3 separate regions of the Homo sapiens genome follow, and all the other regions are linked to region 2. Evidence: chromatin loops called from intact Hi-C (ENCODE). Cell type or tissue: Calu3. All regions are shown on one strand.

The links. Peaks named below come from ENCODE experiments on the same cell type or tissue, not always from the same donor. Only the 100,000 strongest peaks of a DNase experiment are listed, where the experiment ranks them.
Region 1: a loop joins it to region 2, with 7 times the contacts of the local background. A loop is called at or near these places in 2 of 110 quality-filtered maps.
Region 3: a loop joins it to region 2, with 9 times the contacts of the local background. A loop is called at or near these places in 2 of 110 quality-filtered maps.

What each region holds. Positions count from the first base shown.
Region 1 is chr22:27,189,318-27,197,317 of GRCh38, forward strand. No RefSeq gene overlaps it. Among named protein-coding and RNA genes, the nearest start is that of LINC01638, 31 kb to the right of the region's middle. In Calu3, no CTCF peak of the experiment used is centred here; a DNase peak (open chromatin) is centred at 4,944.
Region 2 is chr22:26,890,386-26,898,385 of GRCh38, forward strand. No RefSeq gene overlaps it. Among named protein-coding and RNA genes, the nearest start is that of LINC01422, 8.9 kb to the right of the region's middle. In Calu3, no CTCF peak of the experiment used is centred here; DNase peaks (open chromatin) are centred at 736, 2,346 and 4,636.
Region 3 is chr22:26,817,939-26,825,938 of GRCh38, forward strand. No RefSeq gene overlaps it. Among named protein-coding and RNA genes, the nearest start is that of LINC01422, 81 kb to the right of the region's middle. In Calu3, no CTCF peak of the experiment used is centred here; no DNase peak of the experiment used is centred here.

The sequences.
Region 1 (8,000 bases), 300 kb after region 2:
TGTGGAAGCCCAGGGAAACCACCTGATTCAGTCAGGGGCAATCAGGGAAGGATACCTGGAAGAGGTGACACCTAAGCCAAGACTTGATGAGCATATACGAATATTTTTGGCAAACAGTGATGGTGAAGTGAGGGGAAAAATGCTTCTAGAGAGAACAGCCTGAGTGAAGACTCTGGAATGAGAATGAATTTATCCCAGGACTCAGAGATGTTCAGAAGTGCTGAGTAAGGGGTGATGGGGAGAAGAGCAGAGCCAGACCTCACAGGGCCCTGGAGACCAGGCTAAGGAGCATGGCTTTGTTGTGAGGACACTGAGAAACCATGGAACGGTTTTGGGCAGGGAAAGGTGTTACAGTTATTGATGGTTGCATAAATCCATAGAGCTTCTATTTCTCTAATAGACTATTTTTTAGAACAGTTTCAAATTCACAGCAACATTGTGAAGAAAGTACAGTGAGTTCCCACCTATCCCTCACCCACCAACATAGCCTCCCGCACCATCAACATCCTTACAATAGATGAACTAACACTGACATATCATTATCAACCAAAGTTCATAGTTTACATTCGGGTTCGCTCTTGGTACTGTACAGTCCATGGTTTTTGACAAATTTATAATGACACGTATCCAGCATTATAATAATGTACAGAATAATTTCGCTACCCTAAAAGCCCTCCAGCTCCCATGGAACTTTTTTAAAGGAAGGATTTGTGGGTTTCTCTCTCACATCTATAGAACTAGAATGCTTACAGGTAAGTCCCAGGAATTTGCATATTAATGTTTCCCCCACTTATTTCCATATAGAGGGTGAAATTTAGACAGCTAATCCAAGCCATGATCTGTCTACAGAAACTTCTGGATGATACAATAGCTAAGGCCTCTTCTCTGCCTTGGCCTGGAAATCCACTTCCAGTTGACTTTAGAAATAACCAAGCAGTTCTCATGGGACCCCGGTGGCCTTCCCTGAATGATTGGTGTTGAGAAAAGATCCTTCCCCCTGCAAAGCTTTTTCTTCCCACCAGGGCTGTTGGACTTCTAGCCTTCCTCTAGGGACACTCAGCAGAACTCTTTCAGGGGAATATGTGGTGCATGATGACCAAAGTTTAGAAACAAAATGAAGGGAAAGAGCAAAAATACATATATCTTCTGGAGTTAGCTCCCCCCATCTTTGCTATAGTAGTCAAGATTCTCGCCTGTAATCCCAGCACTTTGGGAGGCTGAGGCGGGTGGATCATGTAAAGTCAGGAGTTCAAGACCAGCCTGGCCAACATGGGGAAACCCCATCTTCACTAAAAATACAAAAATTAGCCAGGTGTGGTGGTGCACACCTATAATCCCAGCTACTCAGGAGGCTGAGACAGGAGAATAGCTTGAACTCAGGGACGGAGGTTGCAGTGAGCCGAGACCATGCCACTGCACTCCAGCCTGGGTGACAGAGCAAGTCTCCATTAAAAAAAAAATTCTCAAAGTGCTGTAGCAGCTTCCTGTACACTAATGAAAGCACACTTTATGCATTAATGCATGTGGCTCTTGCCATGTCTAAAGTGGAAAAAAATATGACTTGGATCAAGGATGGAAGATTCTCATTCAGTAGAGTGAGTTCTTTGTAAACTAGGAGGTTTTATTATTTCTTTCTGTATCTGTAGTGCTAAAAGGTTACTGGGCCAGGGGGAAGCTTAGTGAGTGTCTGTTGAATGAATGAATGAATGACTTAAATAGTGAAGAGGAGACAGTTTGCTTCAATGCTTGGCACATATAGGTGCTCAATTTAATGACACATTCTTATTGTGAGTCCTAGGTCAGCTGTCAGAAGCCTGGGTTATTAATCTGGCATTACCTTTAAGACACTATAAAATGGTGGGTCAGTCTCTTTTCCTCTCCAGACCTCAGTTTCCTCATCTAAAAGATAAAGGTCCTTCCAGTTCAGGCATTTTATGAAGTGGAAGAGAATTTGGCACTGACTTTTTTAAAGAGGTCTATACACACAGTGAGACTACTACATACCCACAAGAATGAATAACATGAAAAATACTGACAACATCGAATGTTGACAAGGATGTGGAGTAACTGGAACTCTCATACATTGTTGGCAGGAATGTAAAATGGTACCAGAATTTTGGAGAAACATCTTATGTGGTTTCTTACAGCACTCAACATAGTCCTACCTTCTGACCCAGCAATTCAATGCTTAAGTATTTACCAAGAGACATAAAAATAAATGTTCACAAAAAGATTTGTATCACAATGTTCTTGAAGCTTTATTTATAGTGGCCTCAAACTGGAGATAACCCAATGACCATAAACAAGAGAATAAATAAGTCAATTGTGGTATATTCATACATTGGAATCCTACACAACAGTAAAAAGGACAAAGTACTGCTACATGCAACAACAAAAACCAGTCTCCAAAACCTTATGTTGAATGAAAGAAGCCAGACACAAAAGAGTACAAATTGTATGATTCTACTTACACGAAGTTCCCTCTATACTTTACTCATATACTTGCCACCACAGCCCTGTGATGGGTATTGTCCATCATACCCATTTGACAGATGACAAAACTGAGGTTTGGAGAGGGAAGTGAGTCATCTAGGAGGTAGCAGAGTCAGGATTTGAACTTATGACTCTTGAACCTTTTGAGATGCAGCTCTACCTGTAGTGTAGATCAAGGACTGAATGGTGGCTAAAGCCCATTGGATCCATAAGTATGAAATTAATTCTGATATTGACACTAAAATCCAAGGTTTTTTTTTTAAGGTATATTCTGTGCTGCTTTCAGGAAAAAAAAAAAAAAAGAGAGAGAGAGAGGGAGAGAAGAAGTGATTAAGTCTGCCTTCCTCCTGCCCACCCTTCCCCTAACACTTACCCTTTCAAAGGTCCATCGCTGGTCCCATAGGCATGGGTGTGGGGTTTATTGGCATCTACAGCAGCTGAGATGAAGCCATTGCAGGCCACATAGTGCTAAAAATATTTCAAAGTTCACAGGGGAAAGAAAGGGAGAGGAGGGAGCGGTGAGAAGCAACTTTTGCCAACTCTGAAAACAGTTCCGCCCACTAAGTCTTCACCGTGCAGAAGGGGCCAGATCAGATTAGGGCCACCAGTTGCCACATTATCCTGTCTTGAGTCCACTAACTCTCACTAAGCTCCGAAAATCCCATTTACGGTGTTTAGGACACCTCTGGAGGAGTTTGCTGTGTAAATATTATTCCACCATTAAATCCTACAACCAGGCCACCGTCAACAAGTGGATTCGCAATGGTTACGCCAAGGGGGGCTGCGCTGGGGACCTGTGAAGTGCGGCCAAGGGGCTCGGCCCAGAAGCCAGCATGAGTGGTAAAGCGCCTCATTCTCCGACTAAAGCCTCCTGCCACTTGGGCCTGCTTAATAAAACAGGGCCGCTGGGGCACTCGATTTGGGCTGGGAACCAAATACACCTCAGGAGCCACTTAGAGCTAGGGCCTGCCTTAGACAGCTGGCGTTCCTTCTTACCAACCTTAATCTCATGCAGGGCCCTTGTGGGCTGCAGCCCTCTTGGCTGAGACTGGGACTTACCTCCAGTATCTCCCACTTCGGCAGCAGAGCTGACGTGGGCATCGTTCTGGGGAGGTGACTTTTTCCCAGCCGGAGGCAATTTTGCTTTGGGTGCCCTTTCTGTTGTCTGCAAGCCCAGACCCTTTCTTTATTAATTTGTGTATTTGGAGGAGGGAAATGGCTGGATGACGAGCCATCGATTATTGTGGATGGATAACCGATCTGACTCAGCAGATGCTGCTGTTGCTGCTGCTGCGATGGCTGTCACTGTTTTTTGCTTTTTTCTTTCTTTTTTTTAAAATTAATTAATTTCCTTTTAAGCTGATTTGCAGATTGCACTTCTGGGATGTGGTGAGCAAGGATGAAGGACTTAAATTTGAAAAGTGCCTAGCTCAGGTATGGTAGGAATTCATCATTCCAGAATTGTTCTTTGCACTCAACAACGGGCAAGACAAGCCTGGTGCTCTCACAGTGAGAAATCCAATGTTCTGAACCTAAAGGGGTATGACCCAGGTAGGTCCTGACACACAGCGGTGTCCAATAAATGGGGACTGAGGCATATGAAGCCCCAAGCACCACTGTGTCTGGCACATAGCAATTGCTCAATTAACATTCTTCTTTCGGGAGTTTGAGCCCCAGCTCAGTCATGTTTGCAGCTGCGTGATGTTGAGAAAATCCCTTTCCTTTTCTGAGCCTCCGTTTCCACATCTGTAAAATGGAGCTTATATCTGCAACGTGGAGCTGCTTAAAAGGTTCATTCATCCACACACGGGCTTGTTTAATATGTAGTTGTCGACTACCTACTATGTGTTGGTGCTGAGGGTTTTGTGATGAATAAAACCCAGTGTTTCCCTCAAGGAGCTGGTGGTCCACAGAGGAGTTAACAGGTAATTAGGATGTTCTGTTGTCAGTGCTGTGATGTGGAAACCCTGATGAAAGGCCCTTAATGTAGCCTGCCCACAGGACAGGGGGTGACCAGCAATTACCTCCCAGAGCAAGGTTTAGCAAACTACTGCCCCCAGGCTAAATCTGGCCCACTGCCTCTTTCATACAGCTCACAAGCTAAGAATGGTTTTTACACTTTTAAATGGTTTTACACAATCAAAATCATGTTTCATGCCACTTGAAAAGTATACGATATTCAAATTTCAGTGTCCATAAATCACACTTCATTGAAACATAGCCATGCTCATTCATTGGTGTATTGTTTGTGCCTCTTTGCACTTTGACAACAGAGTTGAGTCGTGGCAACAGAGACCAGGTGCCCCCACGAAGTCTAAAATATTTACTGTCTGGCTCTGTACAGAATAAGTTTGCTGACCACTGTCCTAGAGGAAGTGATATGTGAGCCAAGCCAAAGGACAGGGAGAAATTGGTCAGACGGAGATGGATGAAAGGTGTGAGAAGAGAACCTGCTTTGCAGGTTGCAGAAAATTCGTGGCATCTTCAAAGATGATGCAATTCCTGTGCAACAAACTGCAAAGTACCATACCAACTTGAGTGAGTATTCAGAACAGTGGAGGACAGGCTCATCACCAATCTCCTTAGAGAAAGTACCAGGGGAAAAATCATGACACAACATCTCATTTATTCAGCACCTATTTGGTCCACTGTAGTTTTCCTAACACTCTCATATTCAGTCCTCCAAATGGACCTGAGAAATGGGATCATTAACCCACTTCACAGATGAAGAATTGGGAGCTCAGAGAAGTAAAGACACCCAGCCAAGGTCACACAGCAAAACAGAGAACAGAATACCCAGGCTGTCCCCTTTGCAAATTCATGTTCCAAACCCACACTCATAAACCAGTCATTTGTCAGCCCTTATCCTGTAACGTTAAAAAACTACATGTTGGTAAGAAACAAGGAAAATAAATGAAAAATGAAAGAACTAGAATCCAAAGTAGATTTTTTTTTTTGAGACAGGGTCTCATTCTGTTGCCCATGCTGGAGTACAGAGGCGTGATCACAGCTCACCGCAGCCTCGACCTTCTGGGCTCAAGCCATCCCCCCACCTCAGCCTCCCAAGTAGCAGGGACCATAGGCATATGCCACCATCCTCTGCTGATTTTCTTTTTATTTTTTGTAGAGATGAAGTCTCACTGTGTTGCTCAGACTGGTCTCGAACTCCTGGGCTCAAGCGATCCTCCCACCTCAGCCTCCCAAAGTGTTGGGATTAGAGGCATGAGCCACGGCGTTTTGCCCAAAGTAGAAATTTTGCAGCTACTCTCCAGCCTCCAACATCTTGGATGCTGTATCCTCTTCCCTCCCCTCAACTCTTGCAAGTCCTTCTGAAATCCAGCTACACCGCTGGGAAGGAGAAAGAGAAAAATAAAAATAAGCCAGGCTTCCCAGAAAGAGCCAGCAGGAGAGAGCTCTCTGAGATGGGTGGAGAGACGCATCCCTGAACGCAGCAGAGTTGGCAGGCCCAGCTCCCGGCAGCTGTTGGCTGCGCACAGAATAAACACAAGCGGATGGATGGGTTCGGGCAGGGAAGCCACCTCGCCTGGCGGGCTCCAGGCAAAGCCGCGAGGCGCGGGGTGGCAGGCCTGCCAGCTGACGGGAAGTGACTCGGGCGCGGGGTTTGTGCTTTTGGCTGCTTGGCGCAGGTCTGCGCAGCATCGGGGCATTGGTGAGAGACATAGGAAGCTATGGAAGTGGGAGGTCCTGGCAGCTCCTGTCTGTGTGTCCTGGGGTGAGACTGTTTACCCATCTGAACCTCAGTGACCTCATCCATATGTGGAGGTAGCAGTACCCTCCTTTGGGGACAGTTGTGCAGTGGACATTAAGAGGTGCTGCTCGGATCCCTCTTCGAGGAAAGTCTCATCGTCCCAGCATCTGGGAGTGCTCGCCTTAGCCACTGGCCCCTTAAGGGATGGCCCCAGCTCCAGAACTTCATCTGAGGTCATATCCTTGTGGGGATAGGAGGCCTTCATCCAATGACTGATCCATGTAAGTTATAAAGGCCTGGATGGCACTGAAGGGCTATTCTAGCTTCAGGGCTGCCCATGTTGTTGGCTGAGGCCATTGTTCAGCCTGCATCGTGACTCAACTTCTCCCTCCACCCACTTCCCCTCTTCCCTCCCTTCTGTGGGTGTCAATCCGAAGAGTCTTCCTAATAAATGACATGCATGGTAAACTCTGCCTCACTATGCTTCTTGGGCACCCAACTTGGGACTATATGCTTGAGAAATTGTGTTTGGAAAGCACCTATGGCCCAGAGGGAGCTCAATATGTGCGAATAAGCAAAAGGGAGATGAGAACTGCAGAGGAACCTACTTCAACATGTCCACATCCCTCTTGATGTTAAAGATAATGAACAAAGTAAATCAGCAGAGCAGGAGTCCTTTTCTCACACATTGGGGCATTTGTTCTGCCATCAAACACTGAAGCCCAGATATGCACCAGACATGCACAAGCAGCTAAAGGCATTATTATTCCCACTTGACAGAGGTGAAGACTGAGGCCAAGAGAAATGATTACAATCTGGCAGATTATGCTGCATGATCATTTATTCATTTATTCATAAAGTATTGAGTGCTGGGCTCTGGGGCAACTGGAGCCTGCTCAGAGCCCAGAAGAGAGACACTAGGTGAGCCCAGCAATGAAAATGACACAAAGTTTGAGAAAAGTACGATGCACACATGCAGGGGGTGATTAAGGGATAAAATGGGGGAACCTAAGGTGGCCAGGAGGGGTCACAGCAGGATTGAAATTGACATCTTCCAACTCTGCTTCCTCAGCTGCCCAACAAATTTCTGTTTGGAGAGGTAAACTGGAGAGGCTGGGTTCTCAGCCATCCCTAGCTTCTTCCCACTTCTGTGTTTAAGAGCCAACACGAAAACCCCAAATGTCCCCACCCTCTCTGCAACTGAGGAGCCAGAATCCCATAGCTGAGTTTCTTCTCCAGCCAATCCAAGACTTAGCAAACGCGGTTGTCTCCAAAGCAAGATGGCCAAGTTTGGAAGCAACTCCAAATCTTCCCTTTCCTCTGCATGTCTCCAGCGAGTGGACAGCTTCTCTTTCCAGTAATCCAAGCCAAAGTCATCTCTCTCCCTTTTCCTCCTTTTTCTCTCATAGGCTGAAGCATCTGTCCTCTGCAGAAGCTCTTTCCTCCTCTGAAGTCCCCCACCCAGGTCTTTTTCTTGGCAACATCAAGATGCTTTCTCAGCATGGGGAAAAAGAGTCTAGAAGGGTCATGGCTCAGTGGCAGCTATTGGATTCCTGGGAAAAGCCAGGCTCAGAGTGTGAAAGAGAGAGAGGAGACCATCAGAGCTATGTGGATGCAGTGGTGAGTGCAGCAGAAATGCCCCTTCAAAGCCACAGCCTTGGGAAGCTCTCCCAAAGACAGCCTGGAACAGTCTCACTTGTACCAGCACAAGTCCCAGAAAGCCTGGCCCCTGCCCAGGTCTGCAGCCTCCAAGCCCACGGCTCCATGTAAGTGCCCCAGCCTGCACTGCTGCCAAGTT
Region 2 (8,000 bases):
CTACTTTAAAATTTTTCTGGGAGTCTAAAATGATATCAAAATTAAAAAGTTTAAAAAACACACATACACACAACATAAACTTACACAGCGTTTAAGTTGGGGAAAAAAAGCATGGAGAAAAATAAATGTGCTTTTCTGATTTAATAGATGTAAAAACCAAAGTCACGCAGTGAGTCAAGGATGAAAAGTGAGGTCGTCCGTCCGACTTCCAGCCCAGACCTCCCTTTTTGCTGATCTTTGGCCACTTAAATGCACATGCTAATAATTTAGAAAATAGGTGCTTAGGTCCTGCTTTGGGAATTACCATGGCTTAAATGTATTCATTGATGTGCATATGTACATACATCTGTTTATACATGCATATGCATTCATTCACTCATATCAGTGAATGAATGAATGAATGAACTCATTTGCACTCATTTACTAACTCAGCAAGTACTGTGCTATGTGCAGGAGATGCAGCAGTGAGCAAGAGAGATTTGGCCCTGCCTTTCCTGAGCTAGTAAAAGACGTGGATTCAGGTAACGTCTTGCGCTTCCAGTTGATCCCACGAGGAGCTCTGGAGTGTGACTTGTACCCTAGAGTTGTCCTGCCTTGGAGTAAAGAGGCTGGCCTTTTGTACCCTTGTATTAGTCAATTATTGGCTACATGACACCAGTGTATCCAACTGGTGCAGAGGGGATGGTGCACCCTCTCCAGGATTTTCAGGTAAGGCAACTCCTGTCAGTGGAGGGCAGTGTTAGCTGTGGGGTGCTGCTGTGTTAGCAGCAAACATTCACCACGGCAGGGGGCTGGACTTACCAATGTACATTACCAGTTTAATATACATTTAATGTACAACACCAGTTTAATGCACATTTAATGTACCATCAAGGAGGTTGGATGCATTGACTTTTCAAAGGGGATCTGAGTGGGGCACCAATGGCATCTACTACGTGAGAGACAGAGCTTTATCCTACTGGGAAAGTGGGGGAGGCAATCTAGAATTCACACTTCTATGTGATCTCAATTTGAGGGATGAGGGAGCTGGGCTATTTACCCACCAACTCCTGGCAGCCCTTACTGAAGGTGACTCCTGGGGAGGTTAATTCTCAGTGTGGCCTGTGTGTAGCCACAGAGAGCTCCAGCAGCCGACAGTCATGTGCTGGAAGGTGGAGATTGGGCAGATGTGCTTGGAAATGGGGAGCATTATGGAAATGTGGGTGTGTGGGATGCCAAGATCATCTGCTCCAGGTGGCCTGGACCAATCAGACTTATCCCCCAGAAATGTGGAATGAGGAAGCTGGTGGAAGCTTGGAGTCTCAGGTCAGCTGAGGACCAGAGCAAGGAAATGACAGCTGTGGCTGGAGTGGTCATCATGGCCTTTTGCGTGGTGAAAATGTATGGGCATGAAGGTAAGGCGTCATCAGCATTAATGGCCAGGACAGATGGGGAGTAGGGAGCTGTGTGCATGGAGATGCTGGGGAGTCACTTGGGCAAGGGGGTAGTTGGCTGGGGACCCCACCTGGCTTCTGATTATTATTTTATTTGTTCATTCATTCTACAGATATTTATTGAGACTACTGAGATCATGATGTGCCAAGCATTGTGCTCAATGCGGGGAATATGAAGGAGGAATAAAACAGACAGGGTCCTTGCTCCCTTGGGGTTTATGTTTTATGTGTGTGTGGGGGTGGGGGTGGGGGCAGGTAGGAGGGGGGATAAGTAAATAAATGAACAAGATAATCAGAGAGTCAGGTACATTCAGTAAAGGAAACCCAACAGGGTGCAAGGTGGAGAGTATCTGATGATGAGGGTACTTTCAACAGGCGATCATAGGCAAATTCTGACCATCTCCACTTTACAGATGAGGAAACCGAGGCTTTGAGAGGGTAAGGAACTTGCCCAAGTGCATTCAGCTAGGAAGCGGCCCTTACTGTAGATCTCTTCTGTCTCTCTGTAATACCTTCTACTCCTTGGCTCTGGGTTAGTTAATTCCTTGAGCCAACAGAGATTAGAGCCACTCTTTTTGCTTTCCCTATCAGTGATTTTATGATTTGGAGAGCAGGACACTGATCCTCCTGAGTCCCTGCCCAGACCCTTCTGGGCACGCACTGGCCTGGGATGAGCTGTGACTCACAGCTTTGGGGCCATCCTCACATTGCAACTGTCAGGGTCCAGGAGAGTAGAGTGGCTCTGGGGACAGGGAGGCTCGTCCCGGCCCACCACTCGTTCACTGTGGGACCTTGGGCGAATGACCTCACTTCTCCAAGTCCCAGTTTCCTCCTCTGTCACATGCCAGCACCAGTTGTCTCTACCTCCTGGCACTATTGTGAAGATTAAACGAGCTAACACTTGTGTAGGAGTTGGCGCCGTGCCCAGCACAGTAAACACTCACATCAAGCTCAGTTTGGGCAGCTGCTGCCCCCAAATACTCTGATCACCTGTCGGAGGGTCCGAAGGGGCAGGGGAAGGCAGGCACTCTCATCCATGATCTTTAAGACCCTCAGCCCCTGAATGACCCTGAACCGGAGCCGGGGGTGGAGAAGAGGCAATTTTCCGACTTTGGGTCAGGACTGCCAAAGCCAATTAGGGAAGTCAGACGGGCGGCAGCCTCCAGCACCCAAGCAAACCGATGTGGCAGCCAGCGGAGGGGCCAGCTCACTCTGACCTTAAACCCAAACGCTCCTGCCCACATCTGCAGCTAAATAAACCAAGTAAATCATGCTGGCAGATAGATAATTAAATAATTATCAGGCACTTAATAACAAGGAGTGGGTGTTCTGAATTACCATATTAGACAGTGTCTTTGAGGACTAATTGTTGCATTACATCAGAGTTACTCATTCATTATTCTTGTCATTTCGGGTGATAATTTGCACTTTAGGAGACAGCGACAATTTTAGCAGGCAATTAGAGACGTGTCAGGCCTGGCCCCGTGAGTTACTGTCACAATTATTGCCTTTTTTTCCAGGGTCCTCATTTGCAGTCGTGTATTTAAGGGGATTTGGGTAATTCCAGGCCTGGGCAAAACAACCAACCCACGGGATAGCGGCAGGGTGAGGACACAGCAGCCGCCACCATTGGAGCAAGGAAGGGGCGGCTTTCCCAGAAGTGGTGGTGCGGAGCTCGGGCCAGCAGGCAGAGCTGAGCAGGGCTGTCGGAGCCACATCCAGTCACTGAAAACGAGAGTTCTACCTCCCAAGTAGTTCGTGATGCTGTCTGTTCCTCTCTTGGCTTCTTGCCACCCACTCAACCTAGGCTTTTGTTACTGCTTACCTGAACCTTTGCGATGAGTTCTTCCCAGGCCCTGGGGAGGCAGAAAGGAGGAGAGAATGAGAAGGGAGAACAGAGAAGAGGAGAGGGGAAGGAGTAAAAGAGAGGAAGGAAAAAAGATGTAGAAATCGTGTTTTTAACTTTCTGTCTTTGATGATGCTTGGGAATTGTGGAGGTCTTGAGGATCCAAGGAGGGAGTGCCCCTCCCAGGGTTAGGTAATTCCTAGAGGTAGCAAACCACTTCTCTTCTGAGCAAGCCTTTGATATGCAAACCAACCAATCCTGAGTCTTTTTTTCAACCTCCTGCCTTCCAGGACGCTATCCCCCTGTTCCAAATCACCCCAGGACCAGGAACCAGACAACTAGGGACTGCCCCTATAGCCCAGAGTCAGCCGAAATTATTCAAAATGGCCAATGCTAAGTCTGCCTACCCTGGCTCACCTGTTCTTTCCAGTAAAACCCATGATATTGTTATCATTAGTATTATTACTGTTTTTGAGACAAGGTCTCACTCTGTCTCCCAGGCTGGAGTACAGTGGCACAATCTTGGCTCACTGAAACCTGTGCCTCCCAGGCTCAAAAGATCCTCCCACTTCAGCCTCCCAAATAGCTGGGAGGACAGCGTGCACCACCGTGCCAGGCTAATTTTTTGTACTTCTTGTAGAGGCTGGGTTTCACCATGTTGCCCAGGCTAGTCTCGAACTCCTGGGCTCAAGAGATCTGCCTGCCTCGGCCTCCCAAAGTGCTGGGATTATAGGTGTGAGCCACCATGCCCAGCCTATTATTATTATTATTATTTTATTTTGGCTACCATTAACTGAGAAAACAAAATCCATGATAAAGGCCCTGGCCTATGCTTTCCCTGGCTGCTTCTGCCCTGTGTAACGTGTTACGCCCCCTCCTCTTGGGAACTGTGAGTAATAAACTATCTTTTCAATAGCAGTCGTCTTCCTGCTGTGTGGGTCTCACCTAAATAAAAACAAAATCCTGTGTGCAAAATAGAAAAGAGTATAGGAAACAAGAGAAGAGAATAGAAGAAGGAAGAGAAAAATGAAAGAAAAGAAAGAAGAGAGGGAGATGGAGAGAGAAATAAGAGAGAAAAGGGAACGGGAGAAAAAAGTTTGAAAGAAGGAGAGAGAAGACTGGAGAAAATGAAGAGGGAGAGAGATGAGAAAAGGGAAAAATCAATGTGGAAAGGAAGGAAAGGGAGAGGGAGAAGAAAGAGATGGGGGAGAAGTGGAGGAAGAAGGGGAAGACTGGAGGGAAGTTTGCATGTGAAAGTTATATATGAAACCAACATTTTTTTTTCCATTGCTTGGAGTGTTTACTTTTCAGTGAAATCCAGTGTCTGGGTTCATTTACCCACAGCTGACTCACTTGACCCTGGGCAACTTCAGAACAGACACCACGAATCAATGACTCAGAATAGGCTCTCAGAAAATATTTTTAACTGGCTCCACAGTGTGAATCAAGAAAAATAAAGCACGATTAAATACAAACGTGAAACTCCACAGAAAGAGAAGAGTTTCAGCTTCAAAGCAATGACTTCTTAGCTCTGTTCTTAGCAATTAGACAGGAAGAGACTGCAGTGGCTGAACTGGGCCTCCTTTTTCCTTGGCTTAGACTTGGAAGGAATTATCGGTTCAGAATGCATGCTGCCAGGAGAGAGGGCAGCTGCTGGAGGAATGTGTGGCCCAGTAACAGTCAGAGGTAGTAAAACTCCGTGCCTCAGAATGTAGGCCTGGAGTCTCAGCTCCACTACTTATTAGCTGTGTGACCTTGGGCAAGTCACATTTCTGAAATCATAATTTTCTCATCTCAAGGTTGATGTGCTAGTGGGCTTTGCTGAGCTTTATAACAAAATCAAGTCTATAAAGAATTATGGGCCAGGCACTGTGGCTCACACCTGTAATACTACACTTTGGGAAGCCAAGGTGGGGGGATCGCTTGAGGCCAGGAGTTTGAAACCAGCCTGGGCAGCATAGTGAGACTCCCATCTCTACAAAAACTAGAAAAACTAGCTGGGTGTGGTGACGAGCACCTGTAGTGCCAGACACTTGGGAGGCTGAGGGGGAAGATCTCTTGAGCCCAGGAGTTGGAGGCTGCAGTGAGCTCTGACTGAACCATTGCACTCCAACCTGGGTGGCAGAGTGAGACCTTTACTCTCCACTAAAAAAATGCATAGGACCTGATGCAAAGAAAGTGTTTCTGGGTAAGTGGGAGCTACTGTTTTATTATTATTATTTTAAATTTGATTTAGTGTATGGTTATCTGTCCCTGTGTGGCTTTGATCTGAACCCACCATCTCCCTGGTCCTATCGGGTTAGAAGGTGATTCTGGTGTTTGGGCTGGTTCCCTCTGGCACTGGAACTGGCCCTTCCTAAGATGGTTCCTCTGAGGGTTAGGATTTTCCCTTGACCTCACTCCTTGGGGCATGCTACCCCAAACGTCGCAAGTCCACTCCCTGGCTGGGAAGCAGAAGGAAGGGCCATCTACAACATGCACTCAGCATCCACTGCATGCCAAGCCTCATGCCAACCACATAACATTCATCACTTTATTAAGCCTCACAGTAGCCTCTGAAGTAGGGGCAAGTAATCCATTCCCATTTTACACATGAGACAGGCAAAGAGAGGTAGAATAGGTTCTTTAGGGTGATACAGCCACTCAGTGGCAGAGTCAAGATTTGAGCCTGACTCAGGATCTTTTTGCAGTCTTCCCTGTCTCCTAAGATGCAATATCATTACCTGATGTGGTCACCCCACAGGTGAAAAACTCTAACAGTGCTTTGAACCCATTTCTGCAGCAAGAGTTGGCTTCATACGCAAAATGGGTTTTTCCCAAATGTGTAAAAAATTATATTTGAAGAAAACCACAAACGATTATGTAAAAAGTAAAAGTGACTGTGGACATTGCATTTTAAGGATAAGTATAACATATATAAATCTATGTGTGTATATATATACACACACACACACATACATCCTACACGCACGCACGCACACATATATGCATAAGCTAAATGGAGTTAATTAAGTTAAAACCACAGTAAATCTGACAGATTCATATTAACACGATGGTCAAAACTGTAGGAAATATAGTATTTTGAAAAAGAATAAATCCAGCCAATTACAGATTTATGTTGACGCCAGCACAGTTACCACCGTTTTACAATAATCATTGATCAATCAACGTTTTATGACAAAACTATAATTTTCACGTGTTTCACCCTCACCTAAAAGTTTCCTCGTTTGCTTAATTCCCGGAATGTGATTCCATAAATCTTTCTCTTTGCGATATTAAGTAGATAATAAGAATGCCATGTAAGATTTGCTTATGGTTTAAACCACAGTTGCAAATGATTTATAATTAGGGCCAAATCTAAGACAAAACATTATTAAAGTCAAAACCTGCTGTAAATTGGTGCGGTTGGCTTGGGCATTTAGGAATTTATCGGGGTTTGATGCCAGTATTTCCTCTGGTGATTTCCAAGGGGTCTGCTGACACCAAGGGGAGATATTTATGATTAAGGGAAAGCTGCAGAACTACCGGGGTGTCCCTGGTGGCATCAGCCAAGGGGACTGCCAGGCCTGACTCCGTGTGTCATCATCAAAGGCAAAACCCTCAGTGTGGGTCTCTCTAGGCATGTCAGCCAACACTGAGGTGCTCAGAGTCCACCCTGCTCTTCCCACGGGCCGATCTCCTTGGAGTTTTCAGCTGAAGAAGTTTCTTGGAACAAATCAGACCATGAGAGTGTCACTTGTGCAACATGTGTTTATTGAGCACCTACTATGTGCAAGGTCTTGGGGATACAGTGGTTAACTAATGAAGCAAATATCTCTGCTCTCATAGTGTTGTGGAGAAGAGACTTAATCCTCTACACATAGGAGGTAAGGCAGAGGCCAATGTAGGTGGGAGGCCCTGGAGAGATGCGGGTAATGGGGGAGAGGGAAGCAGGTAGGAAGTGGGAGAGAAGCTAGACTGTTGGAGAGTGGGAAGGGAGGCTGGTGGGAGGTGAGGGGGAAGTTACAGGGATACAGGGGAGGCTGGTAAGGGGTGGGAGGGAGGATGTAGAGTCCATTTAAAATAAAGTTGTCAAGGAAGGCCCCCTGGAGGAGGAGGTGGTTCCTTTGTTTTAGGGGTGGAGGAGTGAGCCAGGGTCTGTCTAGGGAAAGAGCATTGGTAGATCTCTTTCTGAGGAGGAGAGATCAGTAAATGCAGAGGCTGTGAGAAGACAGCATCCCAGCACACATAAGTAACAGGGAAGAGCCCAGTGTGACTGCAGAAGAGTGAGCGATGGGGAGATCGGGGAGTGGAGTCAGGGCTCAGGCCATGCGCTGCCAAGACCTTGGATTTCTGGTGATGGGGAGGCCATAGGGGAGGGTTGAACCAGGTGGTGACCTACTCAGATAGACATTTCAAAAATAATTGTTTTGGATACTGTTTGCACAAATGACTGTAGGGCCAGGAGCAAGATGGGAGGCATTCCTGCTATCCAGGTGGGAAAGGAAGGTGGCCAAGACCAAGAGGTAGAGAGGGGAGAGATGAGTGCACTTGAAGTCATTTTTGGAATAGAGCTGCCAGGACTTGTTGATGAATTGGACATTGGATGTGACAAGGAGGGAGGAATAAAGGTTGGGTTGTTTGAGTGAAGGTTGAGTTGTTTCAGGCCTGAGCACCTATTTGCATGATGGTGCCTGTTCCTGAAATGAGGACTGGAGGTGATACCAGGTTAGAGAAAGAGT
Region 3 (8,000 bases), 72 kb before region 2:
TATTACAGTTGGTGTTTAATAAATGTTACCTTCCCTCAGCTTCTCAGTGGTCCTCTGGTGATTCAGTTAGTTTTTGCTGTTTAACAAACCACATGAGACTCCTCCATGGCTTAAACCAAGAACAACTTCTTTCACTTGGGAATCTGTGGTCTGGCAAGTTGAGCTGGGCTCAGCTGGGAGGTTCTTCTGCTGGTCCTGGCTGGGTTCACACAAGAGGTGGCCATCAGCTGCTGGTCAGCGTGTGTGGTTCCACCCTTGGGGTTGGCTGGCTGTTGGCTGTGGTTGCAGAAGTGAATAAGCCGCATGTCTCCCATTATCCAGTAGGCTAGCATGGGCTTGCACTCTTTGTGATGGAAGGGTTCCGGGCCCGGCAAAAGAGGGCAAGTTCCTTGGCAAAGCTCCTCTTGAGCTTCTTCCTCTGTCACATTGGCTGAAGTCTCATGGATTGTCATAGCCTGAATAATGCACTCCCATCCCCTACTCTGTAGATGTCCATGTCCTAATCCTTGGAACCTGTAAATATGTCACCTTTTATGGCAAAAGAGACTTTGAAGATGTGTTTAAGAATCTTAAAATGGGGAGACTATCTTGAATTATGGTGGGCCCATTGATATTATAACAAGTGTCTTTATAAGAAGCAGGCAGAGGGATACTACAGAAGAGGAGAAGGTGATATGATGATGGAAGCAGAGACTAGAACCATGGGCTTTGAAGATGAAAAAAGAGGCCACAAGCCAAGGAATACAGGCAGCTCCTACAAGCTGAAAAAGGCAAGGAAACAGATTCTACCCCAGAACCTCCAGAAGGAGAAGTCTGATGACACCTTGACTCTAGCCCTTAGACTCATTTTGAACTTCTGAGCTTCGGAAATAAGAACACATTTGTGTTGTTTTCAGCCACTAAGTTTGTAGCCATTTGTTACAGCAGCCATGGGAAACATTGGCCAAAGCAAGTCACTGGCCAAGCCCACATTCAAGGGGCAAGGAAACAAGACTCCACCCTTCCTGTAAAAAATCTTTTAGCTTTTATTTTAGATACAGGGAGCACATGTGCAAGTTTGTTCCATAGGTATATTGCACCCAGGGAGCGAGCATGGTACCCAATAGGTAGTTTTTCAGTTCTTTCCCCTTCACTCCCTCCCCTCAGTAGTCCCTAGTGTTTATTGTTGTCATCTTTAGTCCATGAGTACTTGATGTTTAGCTTAGAATAACGGCCTCCAGCTGCATCCATGTTGCTGCAAAGGACATGATTTCATTCTCTTTATGGCTGCGTAGTATTCCTGGTGTATATGTGCCACATTTTCTTTATCCATTCCACTGTCGACAGGCAGTTGGGTTGATTTGATGCCTTGCTATTATGAACAGCATGGTAATGAGCATACAAATGCATGTGTCTTTTCAGTATGATGATCTATTTTCCTTTGGGTAGACACCCAATAATGGGAGTGCTGAGAACCTACCTTTTGAGGAAAGGAGTCACCAAGTCACATTGCAAAGAGGAGTGCATATAGGTTGGAAAGAATTTTTGGTCATATTTTGTAGTCTATCACATCTGAGACACTTCACCCCAGTAATTTTAAAAATAATAGTAATAATAATAATGATAATAATATATGCATATTTAGTGAGCACCTACTAGGAGCCAGGCAGTGCTAAACACATAGCACACCTTATTTATTTATTTATTGTTGTGGTAAAATATATGCAAGACAAAATGTACCATTTTAACCATTTTTAGGCATACAGTTCAACGGCATTAGGGGCATTCACAATGTCATGCAAACATCACCACTATCCATTTCCAGAATATTGAATCATCGCAGACAGAAACTCTGTCCCTTTTAAAATGATAAGTCCATAGCCTCTGGTACCCTCTACTCCAGGGGTCCCCAACCCCCAGGCCAAGGATGGCTACTGGTTGGTGGCCTGTGAGGAACTGGATTGCACAGCAGGAGGGGAGCGGCAGGTGAGTGAGCATTACTGCCTGAACTTTGCCTCCTGTTAGATCAGTGGTGGCATTAGATTCTCATAGAAGCACCAGCCCTATTGTGAACTGCTCATGTGAGGGAACTAGGTTGTGCATTCCTTATGAGAATCTAATGCCTGATGATCTGAGGTGCAACAGTTTCATCCTGAAAGCTTTCTGCCCCACCCCCCGCCCCCCACCAGTCACTGGTGCCAAAAAGGTTGGGGATCATTGCCCTATTCCACTTTCTGTCTCTGTGAATTTGCCTATCCTAGGTACCTCCTATAGGTAGAGTCATCAATATCTGTGCTTTGGTGTCCAGCATCTTCCCCTTAGCACTATGTCTTCAACATTTATTCATCTTGTAGTAGGTTTCAGAGTTTAATCCTCACAGCAATCCCCCAAGGCAACAGAGGCTCAGAGAAGTACCAAGGTTGACTGGTCCAGGGCCACACAGCTGGTAAGAGGGGTGGGGTGGCCTGAACTCCGATCTCCTGGACTCTGAGGAGTGGGAGTGTGCTGGTCACTTTTCACTTCTCCATCCTGCTGCCCAGGGCACATGCTGGGCCTCCCTGGTCTCACTACCCATAGCCAAACCACGGCTCGATAAGGCAACCCCCCCACAACAAAGCCATCCATTTATTTCCCACTCTGGGCTCCCCCCCCAGCCAGGGCCAAAACAATCACTTTTTCATCGATTCTGCTTCAATTAATTAAAAAATCCATCCAACTACTCCACAGCTTGATAGACTTTGAGGATTCAGACGGAAATAAATAAATTAGTCCTGGAACAATGAGGGTGGAAGAGAAATGGCTGGGGATAGGGGGAGTGGGAGATGGGGGTGCTCAGATCCTGGGTCCAGCTCTGTGCTGCTATTCGCAGAACTTATAGGAGGACTGGGGGCCCCCATAGACTTTCCGTCAGGGAGCAGGGGCCCCAGACTTGGTGGTTGTATTATTAGTAGTATTTTAAATAATAGCTGTTTTTACTGGGCATTACTTGGTGATGGGCTTTTATGCAAATTTTCTCATCAATCCCTCATGGCAGCTCTCTGAGTCAGATGAGGAAACAAGCTCAGAGGAGCTGGGTTACTTGTCAGAGCCTACGCAGCTAGAATGCATCAGGGGAAAATTCTGTTTCTTAGTCCTTCGTGCCCCTCTTTTGGGGTGCATTTTTTCATTTGTCCAGTGAAGGGCTATGAGGGAAAAGGGCATGGGGCAGGGTTCTGTGGCTGGCAGGGAGTCTAGGTCACTGTCTCTAAGAGGGGAGCGCTTGGGTGTAGAACCCCTGGGAAGTTATTTAGAGCTATAAGAGATCTTACCCGATCATTTGCTTTGATGGCTTTCAAACTAGTTTTAATTTGCAAAATCTAATGTTGAAGTGAGATCCTATGTAGGTTTGCCACGTAAGGGAAAAACAAAAAGGAACAAATAAACACACGAAGATGCTTGGTTGAATAGCATCAATATTAGCAACAATAATAACTGGCCTTAAGGTGCTGGAGCTGACTACCGGTCCTTTGTTAAATATTCAGGAGTTTTGTAAGCAAGTTATGCTATTGGGTTGAAATAAGTTATAGCGGAAGTACTTACACCACAGAAATGGGCTAGTGCTACAAATCAGTACTCCTCCCCACTCCTGAGAGCCGTTTTACTAGCATACCACTGACAATAACCATTTAATGAACATTTGCTGAGTGTCAGATACTGTGTTGAGTGCTTTATTAAAAAATACCATTTGGCTGGGAGCAGTGGCTCATGCCTGTAATCCCAGCACTCTGGGAGGCCGAGGTGGGCAGATCACCTGAAGTCAGGAGTTTGAGACCAGCCTGACCAACATGGTGAAACCCTGTCTCTATTAAAAAATACAAAAAATTAGCCAGGTGTGGTGGCGGGTGCTTGTAATCCCAGCTACTTGGGAGGCTGAGGCAGGAGAATCACTTGGACGCAGGAGATGGAGGCTGCAGTGAGCTGAGATAGTGCCATCGCACTCCAGCCTGGGTGACACGGCAAGACTCCATCCCCGCCTCCCCCACCCACACACAAAAAAAAACCCCAAAACCGTTTACATTTAAACCACATTGTAAGGAAGATACTATTAATATACCCATCTCTCAGATAGGAACACTGAGGCTTGGGGAGGTGTATGTAGCCACTTACACAAAGTTAACAACTGGCAAATGTTAGTGCTTACCTCATTCAAATCCCTGACTCTATCTCAAGTACCATGAAGTGTTTTTTAAATATTACTGAATCCCAGAGAGAAGAATCAGAGGGACAGACTTTCTCAGGATTGCACAGGGCACACAGCAAGTTGGGTGAAGGGCTGGGACCAGGACCCCACAACTTGTTCTAGGTTAGGAGGAAACAGGTGCAGATGTTTTCAGTGGGAAACTAGAGATAAAGAGTAATTGGGGCTCTGTCACAATATCCCTACTCCCTGGAAGGTCCATCCTGGGGGTACGACAACCCTTTTGCCTCCTATTTGAAAGTGTAGGAGAGTCTGTCTACTAGACAGTCTCAAACCTCCATCCTGCCTGGGAACATTCAGTGGCCTCATCTCCATGGCAGGATGGACAGCAGGTGTCCTCAGCTCTCAGGGATGCAAAGATAGCAACCACCTTGTATGGTTCTATTCAATTAAATGCCTGGCTTCTCACCAGCCAGAGAAGGCAACCCTGAAAACCAAGCTACGATGGGGAAGGGAAAGTTCTCCCAGCAGGGTGTCCTCACCTGTCCAGAGCCCTGCAGCCTGCAGAAAAACAGGAGTGGAAACCAGGGAGGGAAGGGCAGGGCTAGGTTTGTCTCTCGCCCCTCTCCTGCTGCTTCCTTATTTCTGTAGCTTTATGATAAAGGGGTGAACACCGGGCAGGAGACACAGGGAGTCCTCAAAAGCTGGGGGTCCAGTCAGGGTGCACACACAGGGTTGGGAAGAACCTTGATTCATATTTTGCAATTGACCATATCTGAGAATGCCTCCTCTCGCTCCAGGAACCAGGCTGAGAGGCTGCAGCCACAGTTCTAGGGATTTATCTAAGATCCTCCCTGAGGCTTGTGTCCCCTGGAGATCCCAGGGATCCCAGCTAGAAGAGCTTGAATGCCTCAGCCAGGGAATCCCTTCTGAGCCTCCAGCTGGGGCAGGAGTTGTCCCAGGACACAGCAGGTAACTGGCCATGAAAGAGAAAAGAGGCTCATATATATCGAATATGTGCTATATGATGCAAACATAATGATCTGGCTCTCATCATGTCTTCTCAAAGAATGATCTCCATTTTACAGATAAGGAAAACTAAGGCTCAGAAAGGGCAAGCATCTTATACTAGTTCACACAGCCAAAAAGTGGCTGAACTCAGAATCCAAGCTCCTAAATGTAGATTTTTTTTTTCAGTTTTCTAGAGCAGTGCTGTCCAACACAAATGTAATACAAGCCACATATGTAATTTAAGCTTTTCTATTTTTGTTGTTAATTCTTTTGTTAATTAAATTTTCTATTTAATATTCACTATTTGGGTGATGGGTACACTAAAAGTCCAGATGTCACCGCTATCTATGCAATATATGTATGTAAGAAATCGGAACTTGTACTCCCTATATATACAAAAATTAAAAAAAAAATTCAAGCAGCTTCATTAAAAAAGTTTGACAAGTAACAAGTGAAATGAATGTTAATATTTAATTTAACCAATACATCAAAATTATCATTTCATTATGTAATCAATAGAAACGGTGATGAATGAGATGTTTCACTTTTTTTCATTCTAAAGATTTTACACTTGAACTTACAGCGCAGCTCCATTCAGATGAGCTACCTTTCAAGCGCTCAGTAGCTTACTGTAGCTTGCAGCTACTGTATTGGACAGTGCAGCTCTAGAAGTGGGGACATATGCTCAGAAGGTAAAGCAAAAGAGCATTCTCACATTCTCTCTTGCTCACTTTCTCCTTTTCTTCTTTATGATACCTTATACCTGTGTTGCTAGCTAAGATGTAATATTATAATAGCTCATTGCTCCTTACGTGTCAGAAGCACCTCTGGGCTGTGGTGCAGGACCTGTCTCATTAAGAATCATACCAGCCCTTGGAAGGAAATATTACTACCCCTGTTTTGCAGTGGAGAAAACTGAGGCTCAGAGACGGGAAATACTGCCTCGAATCATACTGCATGCAACATGTCATAGCCAGTATATAATCCCGGGGCCCCTGATGCCACGTTGCAATTCTTAACTGCTAAGCCTGGTCAGTGGTTAACTTTTGTCCTTAATCCTGTCTCTTCCCATTCACTCTCCTGAGCTCAAAGCCACAGGAAGAGGCTGCCTGGAGTCTTTCAACCATGCCTGTTGAAAGTAGATGGCCAGGCCTGGTGTGGTGGCTCACGCCTGTAATCCCAACGCTTTGGAAGGCTGAGGTGGGTGGATCACTGAGGTCAGGAGTTCTAGACCAGTCTGGCCAACTTAGCAAAACCATGTCTCTACTAAATATACAAAAAAAAAAAAAAAAATTAGACAGGCATGGTGGTGGGTGCCTGTAATCCCAGATACTTGGGAGGCTGAGACAGGAGAACTGCTTGAACCTGGGAAGCAGAGGCTGCAGTGAGCCAAGATCGTGCCATTGCACTCCAGCCTGGGTGACAAGAGTGAAATTCCATCGCAAGGAAAAAATAAAAAAGAAAGTAGATGGCCACTGGTATGTTGTTTTAGGAGAAATGTCTGTTTCAGGTCCTTGTGATTGGGTTGTCTTTTTTTGCTACTGAGTTGCATGAATTTGTTATTTATTTTGGATATTAACCCCTTATCTGGAGACCTATTTTACAGCAAAGTGCCTATAGACAGGTACTAGCTAGATACTACAGCATAGTGCCTATAGCTAATAATATTGTATTGTACACTTAAAATTTGCTCAGAGGGTAGATCTTACACTAAATGCTCTTAATAATATAAATGACACAGGAGAAAATTTTGGGAGATAGTGGATATACCTAAGGCCTTGATGGTGGTGATGGCTTCACTGGTGTATACTTATTCCCGGACTAATGTAGTTGTAGCCTTAAATAGGTATAGGTTTCTTTCTTTTTTCTCTTTCTTTCTTTCTTTCTTTCTTTCTTTCTTTCTTTCTTTCTTTCTTTCTTTCTTTCTTCTCTTTTTTTTTTCTTTCAGATGGAGTTGCTGTGTCACCAGGCTGGAGTGCAGTGGTGCGATCTCGGCTCACTGCAACCTCCGCCTCCCAGGTCCAAGTGATTTTCCTGCCTTAGCCTCCCGAGTAGCTGGGATTACAAGCATGTGCCACCACACCCAGTTAATTTTTGTATTTTTAGTAGAGATGGGATTTCACCATGTTGGCCAGGATGGTCTCCATCTCCTGACCTTGGGATCCACCCACCTCGGCCTCCCAAAGTGCTGGGATTGTAGGCGTGAGCCACCGTGCCAGGCCAGGTGCAGGTTTTTAGGTGTCAGTCATGTCTCAATGAAGTGATTTTAAAAATAAATAAAACTTAACAATTTTTAAAGAAATAAAAAAACACATATATAAATAAATACATTAAATATGCCAAAAAAAAAAAAGAAGTGAATGGGCCTGCTGTGGCTCCCCGACGTGGCTGTGGTCCCCAAGGGTCCGTGGCGCTGTAAATGCTGAGATTCATAGGTCTGTGCCATGTTCCTCCAGCTCCGGATGCAACTTGGGAATTGGTGTGTTCTGGAGTCACAAGACCAGGAACACATCCCGGCCTTTGCACTTCTGGGCTGTGTGGCCTTGAGCAAGTCACCTCACCTCTCTGGACCACAGTCTCCTTGTGTCTGACAATGGTCTCTAGACTCCCCTTGTTATGGGATGGATGCTACCAAGCAGCAGCTTGTTTTTCCTTCACCCTATTTTGTGGATGGGAAAGCTGAGGCCCAGAGAGGCCAGGAGGCTTAGCTGGGGTCCCCAGGGAAGGAGTGACAGAGTTAGGACAGAATTGAGGCCTCCCAGGCACAACCATCTTATTTCCACAAGACTCCCCAGCCCTGGACATCTTGGAAGAAAGACGCATGCACCTTGCC